Linked DNA regions of Homo sapiens: region 1 is linked to region 2. Evidence: chromatin loops called from intact Hi-C (ENCODE). Cell type or tissue: heart left ventricle. All regions are shown on one strand. Links, peaks and the distances in the headings refer to the core of each region. The heading gives the core; the rest is flanking DNA. Region 1 has its middle 68 kb from the start of MCM5. Region 2 has its middle 14 kb from the start of RASD2.

Region 1 (9,090 bases), core at 452-8,451, 58 kb before region 2:
AGACTCTATTTTAGCACACCAAGTGGTAGAACAGCAAGTCTGGCTGTCTTTGGGGAAGTCCACCCTGGGACCAGATCTCGGTGCTGGTCTCACCATCTCCCCTTCCCTACCTGCAGTGTCTGAAATCTTCCAGTGCTCTCCTGCCCCAACCCTTTCAACAGCAGAGGAAATAGAGGGACAGACAGAGGACAAAGAAGGGGCTCCAAGAAAGATGCTTGATGGTCATTGCAGAAGGCAAGGCCCAGGGTCTAGCTGTGAGGCCCTGTCCCTTGGTTGGGATCAAGTTGACAAGACAAGAGCAGCTGCCCCATGTGTGGCAGGAAGCTATTGCTGAGACCTGGAAGTTGAGTGATCATTATTTTGGATTCTGGCAGTAGGGAGACCATATTGTTTTGTATTTTGTTCCCACCCTCACACAGTAATGATGATGCCAGTGAGGACAACACTGGTTAACACTTCTGCGGGGGAGGTTTGCCCTGTACCAGGTGCAGTTATGTGCCCTGGATACCTATGACTAATTAGAGGTAGGGCTGCTGCCAGCATCCCTTAAACAGGTGTGGCCCCTGGAGGCACAGGGCTGTGAAGTAACTTCCTAAACTCACTCAGCTGTGGCAAAACCAAGCGAGGCCCTTGTAGCTGGGGTTACACTGGAGAGTCACACTCTTCCACGGACTGCCTCAACTACTCCACTCTGCCAACTCAACTATTAGCAGAATGGTGCCTGGGGTAACAGTGGACCACCAAGGACAGTAAAAGTCTCCAAGCACACTCTTTAGGCAGTGGCATGAGGTAGTGGCAGCTTGCCCTCTTCAGGGGGATAAGAGGATAGTGGCTGAGAGTGGTATCCTGGAGCCAGTCTCCTGGGTTTGAGTCCCAACTCTGCCTTTTACTACCGTGTGACTTTGGGCAACTTACCCTCTCTGTGTGTCATTTTTCTCATCTATAAAATAAGACCACTCACAGTGTTTCCGTCAAGGTTGATGTGAAGATTAATGGGATAATGGCGGTCAGGAGCTTGGCCTCGGTCTTATTTCTGTATCAGCTGGGGGACTGTGGGCAGGTACTCAGCCTTTCTAGACCCCACTTTCCTCTTATCTGGGATGAAAAGAAACCCAGCTGGGACCTCACACATGACAAAGGCTCAGTGAGGTGGAGAGTCCCAAGCAGATGAGAGGGATGTCTGGTTGCAGGGCAAAGGGACTGGGTCCTAGGAGTATTTGGATGCGTGGCTGGGTTGGATGAGGCAATCGACAGTGGACAGGCTGTCCTGGGAAGCCTGCTCCCCAGCTGCCTGGGGTGAATGCCAGGGCCTGCAGCTTTCACAGGGGCCGTGGCTGGGGCCAGCATCCGTGCATTCTGGGGCCTGGTCTTGCTGCCTCTTTGAACACTGGCTTCAGGTGTTCAAATTCCTATGGTTCAGTGTCCTCCCTGCGGTCCTGAGTAGCACTGCAGGGCTGTGGCCAGGAGCCCAGGGCTGGTGTTTGACCTTCTGGGCCTATGAGTGCCGAGGTGGCCAGGGCTCCTCTCGGCCTCCTCAGTGTGTTAGGTCTTTCTCCTTTTATTTTTATTTATTTATTTGAGACAAGGTCTTGCTCTGTTGCCCAGGGTAGAGTGCAGTGGGACCATCGTAGCTCACTGCGACCTTGAACTCCTGGGCTCAAGTGATCCTAGGACTACAGATTCCAGTAGCTGGGCCTACAGACATGTGCCACCACATCTGGCTAGTTTTTTTGTTTGTTTGTTTTTGAGATGGAGTCTCGCTCTGATGTCCAGGCTGGAGTGCAGTGGCGCGATCTCAGCTCACTGCAACCTCCACCTCCCGGGTTCAAGTGATTCTTCTGCCTCAGCCTCCCAAGTAGCTGAGGATTACAGGCGCACACCACCATGCCAGGTTAATTTTTGTATTTTTTGTAGAGATGAGGTTTCACTGTGTTGGCCAGGCTGGTCTCAAACTCCCAACCTCAAGTGATCCATCCATCTCAGCCTCCCAAAGTCATGCCTGGCTAATTTAAAAATATATTTATTTTTATAGGGACAAGTTCTTGCTATGTTTCCCAGGCTGGTCTCAAACTTCTGGGCTCAAGTGATCCTCCTGCCTCGGCTTCCCAAAGTGCTGGGATTACAGGCATGAGCCATCCATCTGGCCGCTCTTTCTTTTTAAATTATTTATTGAAAAAAATTAAAAAATTTTTATGGGTACATAGTAGGTGTATATATTTACTGGGTAGATGAGATATCCATTACCTCAAGCATTTATCCTTTGTGTTACAAACAACCCAATTATACTGTTAGTTATTTTGAAATGTACAATTAAATTATTATTGGCTATAATTACCCTGCTGTGCTATCAAATACTAGATCTTATTCATTCCTTTTTTTCTGAGACAGGGTCTTGTTCTGTCACGTAGGCTGGAGTACAGTGCTGTGATCATGGCTCACTGCAGCCTTGACCTCCTGGGCCCAAGCAATCCTCCCACTTCAGCCTCCCAAGTAGCTGGGACTATAGGTGTGCACCACCATGTCCGGCTAATTTTGTTTATTTTTTACAGAGACAGGGTCTTACTATGTTTCCCAGGCTGGTGTTGAACTCCTGGGTTCACAAATTCCTCCTGCCTCAGCCTCCCAAAGTGTTGCTATTATAGGTGTGAGCCACCATGCCTGGCCTTATTCATTCTTTCTACTATATTTTTGGACCCATTAACCATCCCTACTTTCCCCTGCCCCCCAACTACCCTTCCCAGCGTATAACCATCATTCTACTCTCTATCTCCATGGTTCAATTGTTTTAATTTTTAGCTCCCACAAATAAGTGAGAACATGTGAAGTTCGTCTTTCTGTGCCCGGCTTGCTTCACTTAACATAATGACCTCCAGTTTCATCCATGTTGTTGCAAATGACAGGATTTCATTCTTTTTTTTTTTTTTTTTTTTTGAGACGGAGTCTCCCTCTGTCGCCAGGCTGGAGTGCAGTGGCACGATCTCGGCTCACTGCAACCTCCAACTCCCTGGTTCAAGCGACTCTCCTGCCTCAGCCTCCCAAGTAGCTGGGATTACAGGCGTGCGCCACCATGCCCAGCTAATTTTTGTATTTTTAGGAGAGACAGGGTTTCACCGTGTTGGCCAGGGTGGCCTCTATCTCCTGCCCTTGTGTTCTGCCCGCCTTGGCCTCCCAAAGTGCTAGGATTACAGGCGTGAGCCACTGTGCCCAGCCTTTTGCCCATTTTAAAACTGGGTTATTAGGATTTTTCCTATAGGGTTGTTTGAGTTCCTTATCTATTCGATTATTAATCCCTTGTCAGATGTATAGTTTGCAAATATTTTCTCCCCTTCTGTGGGCTGTCTCTTCGCCTTGCTGATTGTTTCCTTTGCTGTGCAGAAGCTTTTTAACTTGATGGGATCCCATTTGTCCATTTTTGCTTTGGTTGCCTGTGCTTGTGAGGTATTTTTCAAGAAATCCGCCCAGAACAACGTCCTGGAGAGTTTCCCCATCTCCTTTTTTTCAAGTCTTATGCTTATTTATATTTATAAATATGACTTTTAGGTTTTTTTGAGGTGTGATTTGCCTCTTTTCAGTGCACAGTTTTACAAGTTTTGAAAAACAAAGTCACGCAAACACTGCCACAATCAAGACACGGAGCAGTTCCATCACCCCCCCGAAATTCTCTAATCTCAGCCCCTCAGCATCCCTGGATGCCAGGCTTAAGAAGTGGACTTCCTTCCCCTGGCAGAAGGAGGGCAGGGTCGGGCTCCGCGTCTGGGGGCTGTAGGCAGGGCTGGGGCTGTGCCATCTGCCTGCTCCTTCCTTCTGGCTGAGAGCACTGGGAGGAGGAGCCTGCAGGCTGAGGACAGGCTGTGCTGGGAGCAGGAAGCAAAGATCCCAGGCCCCAGAGCAGCTTCTGACCTTTAGAGGCTGCCTTTGTCTTGGACAGCCAGCTCTCCAGCTGCCTGCGGGGAATGCCCGGGCCTGCAGCTTTCACAGGAGCCATGGCCTGGGCCAGCTTCCATGTAGGCACCAAACGAAACTGCAGAGCCAGGCATGGCCCTGGGGTGCTGGGCCACAATGCCAGGCTCAGGAAACCAGTGTCCTGCCTGACACTGGGCCCTGGAACGGCCCAGCGAACTCCATTTTTTTTTTTTTTCATGAGGAAGGCAGGAGATGATAAGACACCTCCTCATCACAGTGTGCTTTGATGAGCTCTGCTAGGTTGGTCTGAGACCACTGTCTGGAGCCTGAACACTGCCAGAGTCATCTTTGCGTCTTCAGGGGAAATGTACTAGTGAATTGGTTGCATGTGCAACAAGCACTTGCTGGACTCTGGGGCCAGAACTCCCTGGGTTCAAATCCTGGGCTTACCACTGAGGCTCTGTGGCTTTGGGAAAATTATTTAGTGTGCCTCAGTTTTCTCATATATGAAATGGCTATAATAAGACTAATACCTATCTCAGAGAGTCGTAAGGATTAAATGAAAAAACACACTTAAAACACGTAGAATGTCCCTTGGTAAGTGTTAGCTGGCATTAATGTTATTTTGTTTCGGTTGTTTTGTTTTTGTTTGTGTGTGTGTGGTGTTTTTTTTTTTTTTTTTTTTTTTTGAGACACAGTCTCACTTTGTCACCCAGGCTAGAGTGCAGTGGCACAATCTTGGCTCACTGCAACCTCTGCCTTCCAGGTTCAAGCTATTCTCCTGCCTCAGCCTCCCGAGTAGCTGGAATTACAGGTGCCTGCCACCATGCCCGGCTAATTTTTTGTATTTTTAGTAGAGATGGAGTTTCACCATGTTAGCCAGGATGGTCTCCATCTCCTGACCTCATGCTCCACCCACCTCAGTTTCCCAGAGTGCTGGGATTACAAGCGTGAGCCACCACGCCCAGCATGATTTGTTTTGTTTTGTTTTTGAGACAGAGTTTGGCTTTGTCGCCCAGGCTGGAGTGCAGTGGCGCAATCTTGGCTCACTGCAACCTCTGCCTCTCAGACTCAAGCAGTTCTCCAGACTCAGCCTCCCGAGTAGCTGGGATTACAGGCACCCGCCATCATGCTGGGCTAATTTTTGTATTTTTAGTAGAGATGGGATTTCACCATGTTGGCCAGGCTGGTCTCAAACTCCTGACCTCAGGTGATCCACCCACCTTGGCCTCCCAAAGTGCTGGGATTACAGGCATGAGCCACCGCACATGGCCCCCATTAATGTTATTTTTATTGTTATTATTATTAAGTGGGAAAAAAAACTCACATTCTGATTCCAGCTGTGCCATCAACTGGCTGTATGGTGCTGGGCAATTCATGTCCCCTCTCTGAGCCTTATGTTCCACAGATACCATTGCTGGACAATTTCAACAATAGAAATAAGAGTGATGTTTATAGAGTTTTCTGCTCTAGCATGGTGCTCTGTCAATTATATTTTTGTCTTATTTGATTCTCTCGAGAAGTCTGTATAGTAAAGTGTCATTACCCACATTTTACAGATAAACAAACTGAGGTTTAGAGAGAATAAATAACTCCCCAGGGTCACCTGTCTACAGCTGGGGGAGACAGAAGTTGAACCCAGACGGTCCTGAATCCAAGGCTCAGAGGTTCAACTCCTGCTGTCCGCTGTTCAGGTGAAGTCAGGGGAATGGACTCAGGGTAGCCAGGCTGGCTGTGTGGTCTGCCCAAGGCATGGGTGACAGCAGCAGAAGACAGAGCGGGGAGGTCAGTGTAAAGGCAGAGGGATGGGCAGGGCCTCTGCCAGCCCTTGACCTCCTGGAGAAGCCAGTGAGGCTGACCTGGGGGCCTTCCCTGGGACATGTCCCTCATCCTTCCTCTACTCGAGGAGCCCAACAAGATACATGCTTGTGCCTGAGGGTAGGGTTGTTAGACTTCCCTGCATCAGCACCTTGTCTTTTAAGCAAGAGAGCTGGAGAGGGCCATGCTTAACCCAGAGAAATAAGTCACTAGTGCCATGTCATTCTCCTTTTTTTTTTTTTTTTTTTGAGACAGAGTCTTGCCCAGGCTGGAGTGCAGTGGCATGATCTCGGCTCACTGCAACCTCCGCCTCCCGGGTTCAAGCGATTCTTCTGCCTCAGCCTCCCGAGTAGCTGGGACTACAGGCACGTGCCACCACACCCAGCTAATTTTTGTATTTTCAGTAGAGACGAGGTTTCGCCATATTGGCCAGGCTGGTCTCGAACTCCTGACATCGTGATCCACCCACCTCGGTCTCCCAAAATGCTGGGATTACAGGTGTGACCCACCGTGCCCAGCCGTCAGTCCCTTCTTAAAAGCCCTGTGGCAGCTCCTCATGGCCCCAGGATGAAGAGGAGAGACGGAGGGGCAAGCAGTTTGCAAACCATCTGGACACTGGTGCCTGGGGAGGAGGCAACAACTCCTGCACTCAGCCCCTCGGCTGCGGAACTGGAAGAGGACACAGCCCCAAGGACAGAGACAAACAAACTGTGGGAGCCTTAGCTTCAGAGTCAAATAAATCTACGTTTCATCCTGTTTCTGCCACTTCCTGGGTGAGTGACTCTGGGCAAGTGCAGGGCGTGTGAACATTGGGAGAGGTGGCACCTGTGAAGTGCCTGAGCACATAGTAGGTGCTCAGTATGTTTGAGCTCATCTCCCTTCCTTCCCTCAGACCATGTCTCACATGCTGAGTTGGAAAAGGTCTGGTCGGGCTCTTGGTTACACTATGTATTATTTACATGGTATTGCACAAATCCCTAAACTATGCCATGTCTCTATTGATTAAAAAAAAATAGCCAAGTACACCCTAACACCTAATGATGATCATAAGATACATCTTGATTTCAAAGATGTCAAATATCAAAAGATGGTGTATCTCAGAATTGCTAAGCTTTGCTGCCCCAAACTTCACTCCTTTGCTGTCCTGAGTGTGTGCTTTTCAGCTTACGGTTTGTTGCCTCATGGTCTCAAGGTGGCTGCCAGGCATCCTATACTCTCACCCTCATCCCCATAAGGAAGATGAAAGGGCTGCCCCACAGTGGTTAGGTGACAGCCTCCCTTGTGTGGGGAGGACACAAGATCTTTTCTAGAAGTTGCTCAACAGACACACCATTGGCCAGAACTGGGTCACATGACTGCTGCTGTTGCAGAGCAGGCTGGGAAGGCTTTGACAAAGGAGGACAGTCATAAAGGCTTAGAACAATCCTTTTCAGCTCCTGTAGTGGGCGCCATGATGTTCTACCCTGAATGGGAGTTCTGCTAGCGGGGACAAAGTGAGTCGCCCGTTGGGCAGGCACATCTCAGACTCAGCCACAGACGAGACCTGGAAAACTCAGCGGACTCCGCCTCCCACCAAGACCTTTGATCTATTTATTTTTCCAGCATCCTTAATAGATAGCCATCCAGCCTCAGCTCAAACCCCTCTAACGGAGGACTCAGAACTTCACAGACAGCTCCCGGCCTTTCTAACTGCTGGATTGTTGAAATGCTCTTGCTTAGAGATGGAGCCAAATATGCCTCTTCCCACCAGTCCTGGCTTTGCCCCTTGGGGTCCCCCAGGTCCAGTGGGTTTTCTCTTGCTGGTGGTGCCTGCAGGTTTTGAAGACAGAGCTCACCCACACACCCCCACCCCCACTGCCTTCTCAGTTCCCGAATATCCCAGACATTTTCCTGACATTCTTAAAGGCATCAGTCATTTGTCATGGAGCTTCCTGTATTAGTCTGTTCTCACACTGCTGATAAATACATACCTGAGACTGGGCAATTTACAAAATAAAGAAGTTTAATGGACTTACAGTTCCACATGGCTGGGGACGCCTCACAATCATGCCAGAAGGCAAGGAGGAGCAAGTCACATCTTACATGGATGGTAGTAGGCAAAGAGAGAGTTTGTGCAGGGGAACTCCCGTTCTTAAAACCATCAGATCTCGTGAGACTTACTCACTATCAGGAGAACAGCATGGGAAAGACCCACCCCCATGATTCAATTACCTCTCACCAGGTTCCTCCCACTAAACGTAGGAATTGTGGGAGTTACAATTCAAGATGAGATTTGGGTGGGGACACAGCCAAACTGTATCACTTCAAATTAAGCAAATCATTTCAGCCATTCTTTCCTGAGAGTTCACTTTTGTCAGGCATTGTCCTCAGTCCTGGGTAGATAACAAGGAACAAAGCAGACCTTCCTTGGTCCGAGCCCACTGAGGAGCCATTTGTACATGTATTTCTTCCTCCAGGAAGCTTTCCCTGATTTCTGGATTGGCCTAGGAACTCCTTTTCTGGCTCCCACAGTCCCCATGCCCCTCTTCTATAACACTCCATGCACTCCTGACCTGAGTTTCTTTGTCTCCTACCCTGGACCGTGATCCCCATGAAGGCAGGGATGCATGTTGGTCATCAAGGTTGTGCTCAGAACAGAGCTGACAAATGGTGGGTGCTCGGTTTTTTGCTCTTTCCTCTATGAATGGGCAGTTACAGAGGTGGTTCTCAGAAGAACCGGGAGGAAGGGCATTTCTGGAGGTAAGGCTCATGCTCATGGCATTAGCCTCTGCTGGGACAGTCTCCATGCTCTTGGCCTCAAGCCTTCTCCTCGCTCCCCAGCTCAGAGCTGCAGGGTCAGGAGCCTGGTGAGCTTCTGGTACCCAGAGTGTCACAGCACAGGACAAGCAGCTGACTTAGCAGAAACAGGAATGCTTGCTCAGCCACATACCGACTGGGTGTCCTTGAGCCAGTGACTTAACCTCTCTGAACCTGTTTCCTTATTTGTAAAATGGAAACATGAACAGTGACCTCATGGGGTGATTGAAGGAGTTAATACCTGCCAATAACCTGGTGCATAGTGGGAGTGCCGCCACCTTCAGTTCTCGCTCCAACTAGTGGGGCTGCGGGTAGGGCCCTGCCAGCCTCTGCTCGAGCTGGAGGATGGTGCTGGGTGATGGGGATGGGCGAACATCAGGCAGTGTGGAAGACCCGGTGGCTTTGAAGAAGTAGGGCTTGGCATTCCCATGCAGCAAATCCCAGGGGACAGGGAAAAATCTGGGAAGTGACGTCTGCCGAGACCTAGGACAACTGCCCCAGACCACAAGGTGAGGTCTCCCAGGCCGGCTGGACATGTGCAGATGGATCAGCTCCCCATAAACCACACACAGG
Region 2 (9,090 bases), core at 591-8,590:
AGTAAATTACCTTATTTCACTGACTCTTTGCTTGGAAATATGTTACATTCTAAAGGTCATTTTATAAAAGGGATTACTAGATCAAGGCAATGCCACGTCAGCTTGATTGCTGTATCAACGTAAGAAACCAGGGCAAAAATAGAGAATCTAGAGTTATTTACTCATCTATGTCAGGAAGCAGGCTATTCATCTTTTCTGGAATCGAGTAAAACTGCTCCCAAGGCATTTTAGACAGGAATCTTGATATAACGGGAGATAATAATAGGAAGATTCACTGGCTTGAGGGTTTCTTAAAGAGAGATTCGATGAAGTGGAGGGGTCTGGAGATATTCGGCTGTCATCATGGAAAATAATATATCCCCTCTCTCTTTTTCTTTCTTCTTCCTTTCTCTCTTTCTTTCCTTCCTTCTTCCTCTCTTTCTTTTTTCTTTCCTTCTTTCTCTTTCTTTCCTTCCTTCCTTCTTTCTCTCCCTCTCCTTCCTTCCTTCTTTCTCCTTCCTTCCTTCCTTCCTCTTTCTTTTTTCCTTCCTTCCTTCTTTCTCTTTCTTTCCTTCCTTCTTCTTTCTCTCCCTCTCCTTCCTTCATTCTCATTCCTTCCTTCCTTCCTTCCTCTTTTCTTTCTCTTTCTTTCCCTTTCTTCCTCTTTCTCTCCCTCTCTTTCCTCTCTCTCCTCCTCTCTCCCTCTCCCTCTCCCTCGCTCTCTCTCTCTCTCTCTGTCCCCCTCTCTTTCTTTCTGGATCCAGCTTTTACTCTGTTCTAGGCCCTGGAAATACAAAGAAGATGGACACAGACACTGGTGGACAAGGGGGCACTTCCTGGCCTTCTGAAGCTTTGGGTCTGAGGGAGGACACAGGCAGGTAAGCAGGCAGCGAGGATGGTGGGTGCAGAGTGCCGTGCTGGGAACAGTTTGCCGGGGGTTCGCGTGGATCCCTGAAAAGGCTCGTTCCAGCTTAGGAAATGTTAGCCTGACCAGGTGGAAAGCTCACCCCTGCTCGCCATCTGCTGAAGAAGGGTCACGTACATGCCACCTGGCTTTCTGCGGGGAGATAGCATCTGGAAGGCAGAGAAAGCTCCTCTGGGTGGGGAGAAGTTTCACTGGGCACCATCATGATTTATTCAGCAGCGTCAGACACCTGCACCCTGGGGCCAGCGCCGGCCTTGGTGGTTCTCCAGGATTCGTTCTGGGTGCACACACCTGTCTCTTCCTACACCCGGGGAATGGGGGGTGGGGGACAGAGGCCAGTCCAGAGGCAGCAGCCTCTCCCACCCTTAGCCTGGGTAGGGGGAGGAAGCAGTCCTGGCCAGAGCCCCAGACTCACAGCGGATGTGGCCAGCTCACCTGGTGGCAAGAGGGAGCCAGAAACGTCCTTGGGGCCCTGAGTCCCAGTGCCAGGACTGTTCCCTGCAAGATTTCTCCTCCTAGGCTCACCACGAGATTCAGTATCCTGTGAAGCCTTCTCCTAATAACCCCAGGCAGAACTCACTGCTACCAGCACCTGGCAGGCTCCCTTTGTGTGGATTGTGTGTGCACACACGTGCACGTGATGTGTTTACAAACTAGATGTGGGCCGTTTTGATACCTCCAAGCTAGGATTATGTTAACACTGTCTGAGTAATATAAATCATCACGGATTAAAAACAGCTTGCATTTGCATAACATGTCGTACTTCTCCAGATGCTGCTCACATCTTCATTTTCTGCATCGGTCTCACCAGGATCCTGAGAGGAGGAGAGGGCGGGTATTAGATGTCCCCAAGAAGTGAAAAAAGAAGTGTCACCGGCATTAAAGACTGAGCAAGGAGGCGTCAAATCTCCTTGACCCCATGCTCACAGCACAGCTGGAGGAGACAGAGGTCTCGCCTTCACCGAGCTTAGCGGTATGACATGTTTCTCCAGGCCAGCCTTGCAGTTTTTAACACCACTGTTTAAATGATAATTTTGTTTAAAAATTTATTTTTATTTGGCTAAAGATTGAATAAGGCTGGTGCGGTGGCTCACGCCTGTAATCCCAGCACTTTGGGAGGCTGAGGCAGGCAGATCACAAGGTCAGAAGTTCGAGATCAGCCTGACCTACACGGTGAAACCCCATCTCTACTAAAAATACAAAAATTAGCCAGGCATGGTGGTGCACGCCTGTAGTCCCAGCTACTTAGGGGGCTGAGGCAGGAGAATAGCTTGAACCCGGGAGGTGGAGGTTTCAGTGAGCTGAGGTCACGCCACTGCACTCCAGTCTGGGCAACAAAGCGAGACTCTGTCTCAAAAAACAAAAACAAAAACAAAAAAACCCCCAAAAAACAAGATTGAATAGTAAGCTAGGAACACAGTAGCTGATTAGTGTAAAGATTAGTTACCTAATATTGATATTAGGCAAAGTTTTAATTTTTACCATGTACAGCAAAACCTAATGCTGTTTCCCTATTGTATTCTACTCTCTTTGGGAGTGTGGCCATGAAGACTGAGGCTGGCCATAGCCAGGACCCTCCCCAATAACCATGTCTTCTGTTTTCATTTTGAGCAGGTCCTAGGCTAAGCACTTTGCAGGCACGATCTCAATAAACAGAGGTAACAGATCGACAAAGTGTGGCCAGGCACGGTGGCTCACGCCTATAATCCCAGCACTTTGGGAGGCTGAGGCGGGTGGATCATCTGAGGTCAGGAGTTCGAGATCAGCCTGACCAACATGGAGAAACCCCATCTCTACTAAAAATACAAAAAATTAGCCAGGCGTGGTGTCAGTCGCCTGTAATCCCAGCTACTCTGGAGGCTGAGGCAGGAGAATTGCTTGAACCCAGTTGGTGAGCTGAGATCGCACCACTTCACTCCATCCTGGTTGAAAAAGCGAGTCTCCATCTCAAAAAAAAAAAAAAAAAAAGACAAAATCAGTTTTATTCCCATTGTGCAGATGAGGAAACTGAGGTTCAGCAAGGCTCAGTGATTTACTTACAGTTACAGGTAGGAGTGGTGGTGCAAAGGTCCACACCCAGACTGTCCCCAGCTCCTGGGGGAGTAACCACTAGGTTTTGCTGCCTCCCTCTTCTCCAGCTCCTCTGCCACAGTGGGGCTCCTGTTCCACTGCCAGGACCCCAGGTAGGAGCAGGGAAGTCGTGGGGCAGGAGAGTCAGCCCTGGATTGCAGCAGCGGCCACCAAAGGCAGGGCCACTGGGCGATGAGCCTGCATTAGGCTTTTCATCCCTGCTGCTCCCTCCAGCTCCTCGTTACTGTCCTTAATTATGAAATAACAGCGGTTCCCAGGCAGAGGGAGGGCGGGAGGGTGGCAGAGCGAGCATCCAGATGGCCCTCCTGGCAAGCGTGGGCCTCGCCTGGTCTTTATGTAAGAGTCGCTCTGCTTTCCAGATTGCCTTCGAGTCAGATGTTTAAACACTTGTTTTGTGTTTATGATACAGAGGAAGAAATTAAAAGGCCCCCAGGGGAAAACGAGGAAGGGAAAAACCAGGAGTGATTCTGGGGGGTTGTCAGGCCAGATGGAGAGAGAAATCGAGTCTGGGACTGGTGTTCAGATGACCATGAGCAGGTGGCTTCTCTGCCCTTAGGTGGTGAGATCCAGGAGTGCATGACAGAGGGAAGTGGGTGAGCTCCTTCAGGAAACAAAACTGGAACTGCCAGCGACTGAGGGCCTGCTGTGTCCTCAGCACTGTGCTCTAGCACACCTTATATGCCCTCTCTTTTTCTTTTCTTTTTATTTATTTATTTATTTATTTATTTATTTATTTATTTATTTGAGACAGAGTCTTCCACTGTCACCCAAGGCTAGAGTGCAGTGGCACAATTTTGGCTCACTGCAGCCTCAACTTCCCAGGCTCAAGCGATCCTCCCGCCTCAGCCCTGCAAGTAGGTGGGACTACAGGCACGCCCCACCATGCCTGGTTAATTTTTTAAAATTTTAGTAGAGATGAGATCTCGCTATGCTGCTCAGGCTGATCTTGAACTCCCGGGCTCAAGTGATCTTCCCGCCTCGGCCTCCCAAAGTGCTGGGATTACAGACGTGAGCCACCTTCCCGGCCTATGTACCCTCTCTCAATCTCTCAGCAGCCCTGTTTTACAGATGGAGAAATCAAGGCTTTGCGGGGGGATTTGGTGACTTGGCCAAAGTCAGATTGCCTGACGTGCAGAGTTGGCCTGGGACTGCTGGAAGTTTTTCCCGCCTGGAACATTCTTCCTGCATCCAACTCCCCCTCCTGCAGAAAATCTCCCCCAGCAAGCCAGCCCAGCTGCGTGCGCTGCTGCCCCCTAAATTTCCTGTGATTGTGACTTCTGAACTGGATGTCTTACTGCATCTGACCTTCGGTAGCTCGAGAACTGTTCATAGGCCCCTGGAATCCGCACTGGAAAAGGCCTCCGTAGTCAACGCTCCAAGCCTCCATTGGCTTTTTAGATTCCCTGAAAGGCATCCCAGCTGTGCTGAACACTGACACCAAAAGGGAATCAGTCAATCACTGCTCCTTTGAACGGAGTTTGTGGCTTGACACTTCTTCACTGCAGAATCTCTTAATGGACGGAACCAAGTCTTCACTTCTCTCTTTCATATCCTGTAGCGGGTAGTGCAGTGCTGGGCCCACTAAGAGATGGCAGAAGCACAGCATAAGTTAGTTGCAAGAGCATAGAATCACCATCTCTTTTGACAGGTGAGGAAATTGAGGCCTAGATTGCTGGGGGCTTGCCTACAGTCACACAGTGAGTGGTGGACAGAGCTGGAACAAGGACTCAGACCCCTTCCTAGCCCAGAGCTCTACCCACTCTTTGCTGGCCTTGGGTCTTGCTCCTCCCAGCAGATTTGGGTGTTCCCTCCACAGTGCTCCCCAAGGGCCTTGCACAGACCGCTGTGAAAGCATGTACCAGAATCTGTTGTCACAAAATACGCAGGGTTTTGGAGACCAGGGACCTCGTGTCATGTCTCCGGACCTACGGCTTCTTCTGTAAGCCTGGCCCACAGAAGGCACCAGGAAATGTTGGAAAAAGGCAGGAGAAGAGGGAGGGGGGCAGAGGAAAGAGGGATGGAGGAGCAGCAGGGGATGGCAGGGGCCTCCACTGTGAGGGGGGTCCCCCAAGACAGCCTGTCATTACAGCCGAGTCAGAAGGAACTGTGACCTGGTTGACTGTGAGCAGGAGGTGTCTGAATACGGCTTTGTAACAATCATGGTAATATAGAGTTCACAAATACACTCTGCTTTATCCGATTCCCAGTGCTTGTTGCATTTGGTTTGCACAACACAGGAGGCATGGGGCTTGTATTATGTTGATTTTGCAGGTGAGGAGACTGAAGCTCAGTAAGGTCCCGCTGTTAATTAAAGACAGAGCTTGAACTATTGAACCCACACCTACCAGTTTGTAGCCAGAATCGTTTCTGCCATGACATATTTCCTTCCTTCCTTCCTTCCTTCCTCTTTCTCTCTCTCCTTCTTTATATATATATATATATATATATAGACAGAATTTCACTCTCGTTGCCCAGAACTGGAGTGCAATGGTGTGATCTCGACTAACCGCAACCTCCACCTCCCGGGTTCAAGCAATTCTCTTGCCTCAGCCTCACGAGTAGCTGAGATTACAGGCATGCACCACCACGCCCGGCTAACTTTGTATTTTTAGGAGAGACGGGGTTTCTCCATGTTGGCCAGGCTGGTCTTGAACTCCCAGCCTCAGGTGATCCTCCCGCCTTGGCCTCCCGAAGTGCTGGGATTATAGACGTGAGCCACCGTGCCGGGCCCATTCATTCTTTCTTTCACTTCTTTCATGACTAGCTCACATTCTTAGGCGTGTTGTTGCTTTTCCTTGAACACGCCAAGCACAGGCCCTCTGGGGCATCTGCACTTGCTGTTCCTCTGCCTGGGATGTTCTTCCTACTGCCATGCCCACCTGACCCAGCCCTTGCTTCGCTCTGTTTCAGTGTCACCTCCCTGACCACCTGTCCCCAACAGCTCCCCCATTACCCTCTCACACACCTGAGCCTGCACCATTTTTCTTCATAGACCCAATCACTCCCTGACTTTATATTGTTATTATATGCTATTTACTGTATTATATTCTGTTTTATAGCTATTTGATTAATTACCTCTTCCCTCTAGAACATCAGCTCCTTGAGAGCAGGGTTTTGTCTCTGTTGTCCACCATTCTATTCTCAGCACCTAGATCCATGCCCAGCACATAGTAGGTGCTTAAATACGTTTCTGTTTACTGAATGAATAAGCACCTATTATGTGCCAGAACCTACTCTGGATTCTGAGAATACGCACATGATTACGTTGATCTCCTGCCTCTAAGATGCTCATAGCAGACAGACAAAAATGGGTCACCAGGGCTGGGCATGGTGGCTTACACCTGTAATCCCAGCACTTTGGGAGGCCTAGAAGGGTGGATCACCTGAGGGCAGGAGTTCCAGACCAGCCTGGCCAACATGGAGAAACCTGTCTCTACTAAATACAAAAAATTATTGGGGCATGGTGGCAGGCCCCTGTAATCCCAGCTACTCAGGATGCTAAGGTAGGAGAATCACTTGAACCCAGGAGGTGGAGGTTGCAGTGAGCTGAGATCGCACCACTGCACTCCAGCCTGGTGACAGAGTGAGACTCTGTCTCAAACACACACACACACACACACACACACACACAAATGAAAAACAAACAAACAAACAAAAACAAAAAAGGGGCACCAGGTCAGCATGTGGGCTGAGGTAGGCCCCCAATAAGATGGCTCCTTTAGCTGTTGTGTGGCAGAGCCTACTGGATGACCGCTAGTATAAATTCTACTCTATTTCCTTAATAACAGAACCCTAAATTTAGCTGGGTGTGAGGTCACTTAGAGTAAAGGCCACATTTCCCAGCTTCCTTTGCAGTCCAGTGTGGCTATGTGACTCAGTTCTGGCCAATTTCCAGGAAGTATCCTTAGAGAAAAAGGGTGTCCCCTCTGCTGCCCTTTCCTCTGCTCACTGGATTGAGAAGTGATGGGTGGACTTAAGCAGCCATCTTGGGCCGTGAGGATGAGGCCACACCCCCAGAATTCTGGCACACAAAGCTAGAAGCAGCCTGGGTCTCTGACCCTGTGAAGCACAAGTCATCTCACCTTCAGAATTCATTTAGCTGAGTGAGAAATTTACCTGAGCGAAAAGTAAATTGGTTTAATCTACTTTTATTTGGGGTTTTCTGTGACTTGCAGTTGACTAATCCTAATCCTTATTGATGCAGCCTTAGAAGGAGCGGAGAAAGTGGCTAGGAGACTTGTTTTGGTTCTCAGAGAGTGAGATGGCCCCACCATTCGGCAGAGAGGCAGAAGTTGTGGTTGAAGTGTATCTGGATCTAGGCAGGGCCTGTTGACCTTGCAAGTTTTATAAATCATTAATGGTAGCACTCATTTGATCTCCATTCATTCATTTACCTTTTCATTTATTTCTTCAGTTGTCCCACCATTCACTCATGAGGTTTATCTACCCATCCATTCATCCATCAAAACATTCCATGAGGCAGGTATTCATGGGGCTGGGGTGTGAGTTTGAGCCAGGCAGGGAACAGTTTGCAAATGAAGCTCAGCTGGGAGACTGGGAGCAGGGTCTTTGGAACTGGAGTGCCCTATCTGAGGCCTGGCAGTGCTTGCTCTCTCATCAGGCTTCTGCCTCTACTGGAGGCACATCTGTGGAGTGGTCAAATTCAGGATTACAGGAGTGTGCCAGTCCCAGGGAGGGCCAGAGAGCCCTCCAGGTTCCTTGGGGACTCCCAGGGCAGGTGTCCTCCCACCCCATGCCCTGCAAGAGAGCAGGCAGTAAACCTTTTAGCTCAACTGCACCTTCATTGTGTCATGAATGGTGGTTGATATCAGCAAGAGAATGATTCATGTGTCTTGTAGTTTCTGGAAGATCTAGAAGGCGTAAAGTCCCTGCTTAGGACACATGCTAAGAATATGCTGGAAGGGAGTCAGAAACTCATGGGCCTTGTACGTTTTCTCCAAAATTGAGCCAGGATCCTGGGGGAGGAGTGGGATTAACAAAGATCACAGGACTTACTGGGGTGGAACGAGGCTGAGACAGCAGAGACAAGGCATATTTGATAGAAAACAAAAAGTGGATGAAAAAATGACTCCCTGGATGTCTGTGGTTCACCCAGAATAAGCCGGTTTTTTCCTGGAACTTCATGAACCTGTACTTTCGCAGATGTTTTGGTCAAAACTGAAGGTTACAAGACAGAAACAAAGCAAAAGTATCTATCTCTGTAATCTTTTGTGATATAACGAAGCATCCCAAAAGTTTTTTTTTTCTTTTTTTTTGGAGACGGAGTCTCGCTCTGTGGCCCAGGCTACAGAGTAATGGCATGATCTTGGCTCACTGCAACCTCCGCCTCCCAGGTTCAAGCAATTCTCCTGCCTCAGTCTCCCAAGTAGCTGGGACTACAGGCATGCGCCACCACTCCTGGCTAATTTTTGTATTTTTTGTAGAGATGGGGTTTCACCATGTTGGCCAGGCTAATCCTGAACTCCTGACCTCAGGTGATCCACCCACCTCGGCCTCCCAAAATGCTGGGATTACAGGCGTGAGCCACTGCACTAGGCAGGCATTTCAAAACTTGATGGTGTAAAACAACAATATTTTTATGATTTCCCATGATTCTGTGGTAAGCTGGGCAAGGCTCCTGCTCCACGTGATCATGGCTGGACATGCAGGCAGCTGCATTCAGCTGGTGGCCAGAAGGTTCTAGAAGGGCGGTCAGTTCTTCTCCACATGGCCTTTCTTGCCACATGGTCTTTCCCTCTGGCAGGACAGCCTGAACTTCCTTACATGGTGGTGGCTGGACTCTGAGAGTGAAAGCAGAAGCTTCCAGGCACCCCCCACTTTTTTTTTCTTTTTTTGAGATGGGGTTCAGCTCTGTTGCCCAGGCTGGAGTACAGTGATACAATCATAGCTCACTGCAGCCTCAAACTCCTAGGTGCAAGTGATCCTCCCACCTCAGCCTTCTGAGTAGGTAGTACTACAGGTACACACTATCACAACCAGTTAATTAAAAAAAAAATTTTTTTTAGAGATGGGGTCTTGTTTTATTGCCCAGGGTGGTGTCAAACTCATAGACTTAAACGATCTCCTACCTCAGC

The links. Peaks named below come from ENCODE experiments on the same cell type or tissue, not always from the same donor. Only the 100,000 strongest peaks of a DNase experiment are listed, where the experiment ranks them.
Region 1: a loop joins it to region 2, with 9 times the contacts of the local background. A loop is called at or near these places in 11 of 110 quality-filtered maps.

The regions. Positions count from the first base shown.
Region 1 is chr22:35,464,058-35,473,147 of GRCh38, forward strand. No RefSeq gene overlaps it. Among named protein-coding and RNA genes, the nearest start is that of MCM5, 68 kb to the left of the region's middle. In heart left ventricle, for the core only: no CTCF peak of the experiment used is centred there; DNase peaks (open chromatin) are centred at 1,299 and 3,884; H3K27ac peaks cover 1,797 bases.
Region 2 is chr22:35,522,221-35,531,310 of GRCh38, forward strand. No RefSeq gene overlaps it. Among named protein-coding and RNA genes, the nearest start is that of RASD2, 14 kb to the right of the region's middle. In heart left ventricle, for the core only: no CTCF peak of the experiment used is centred there; DNase peaks (open chromatin) are centred at 1,160 and 4,234.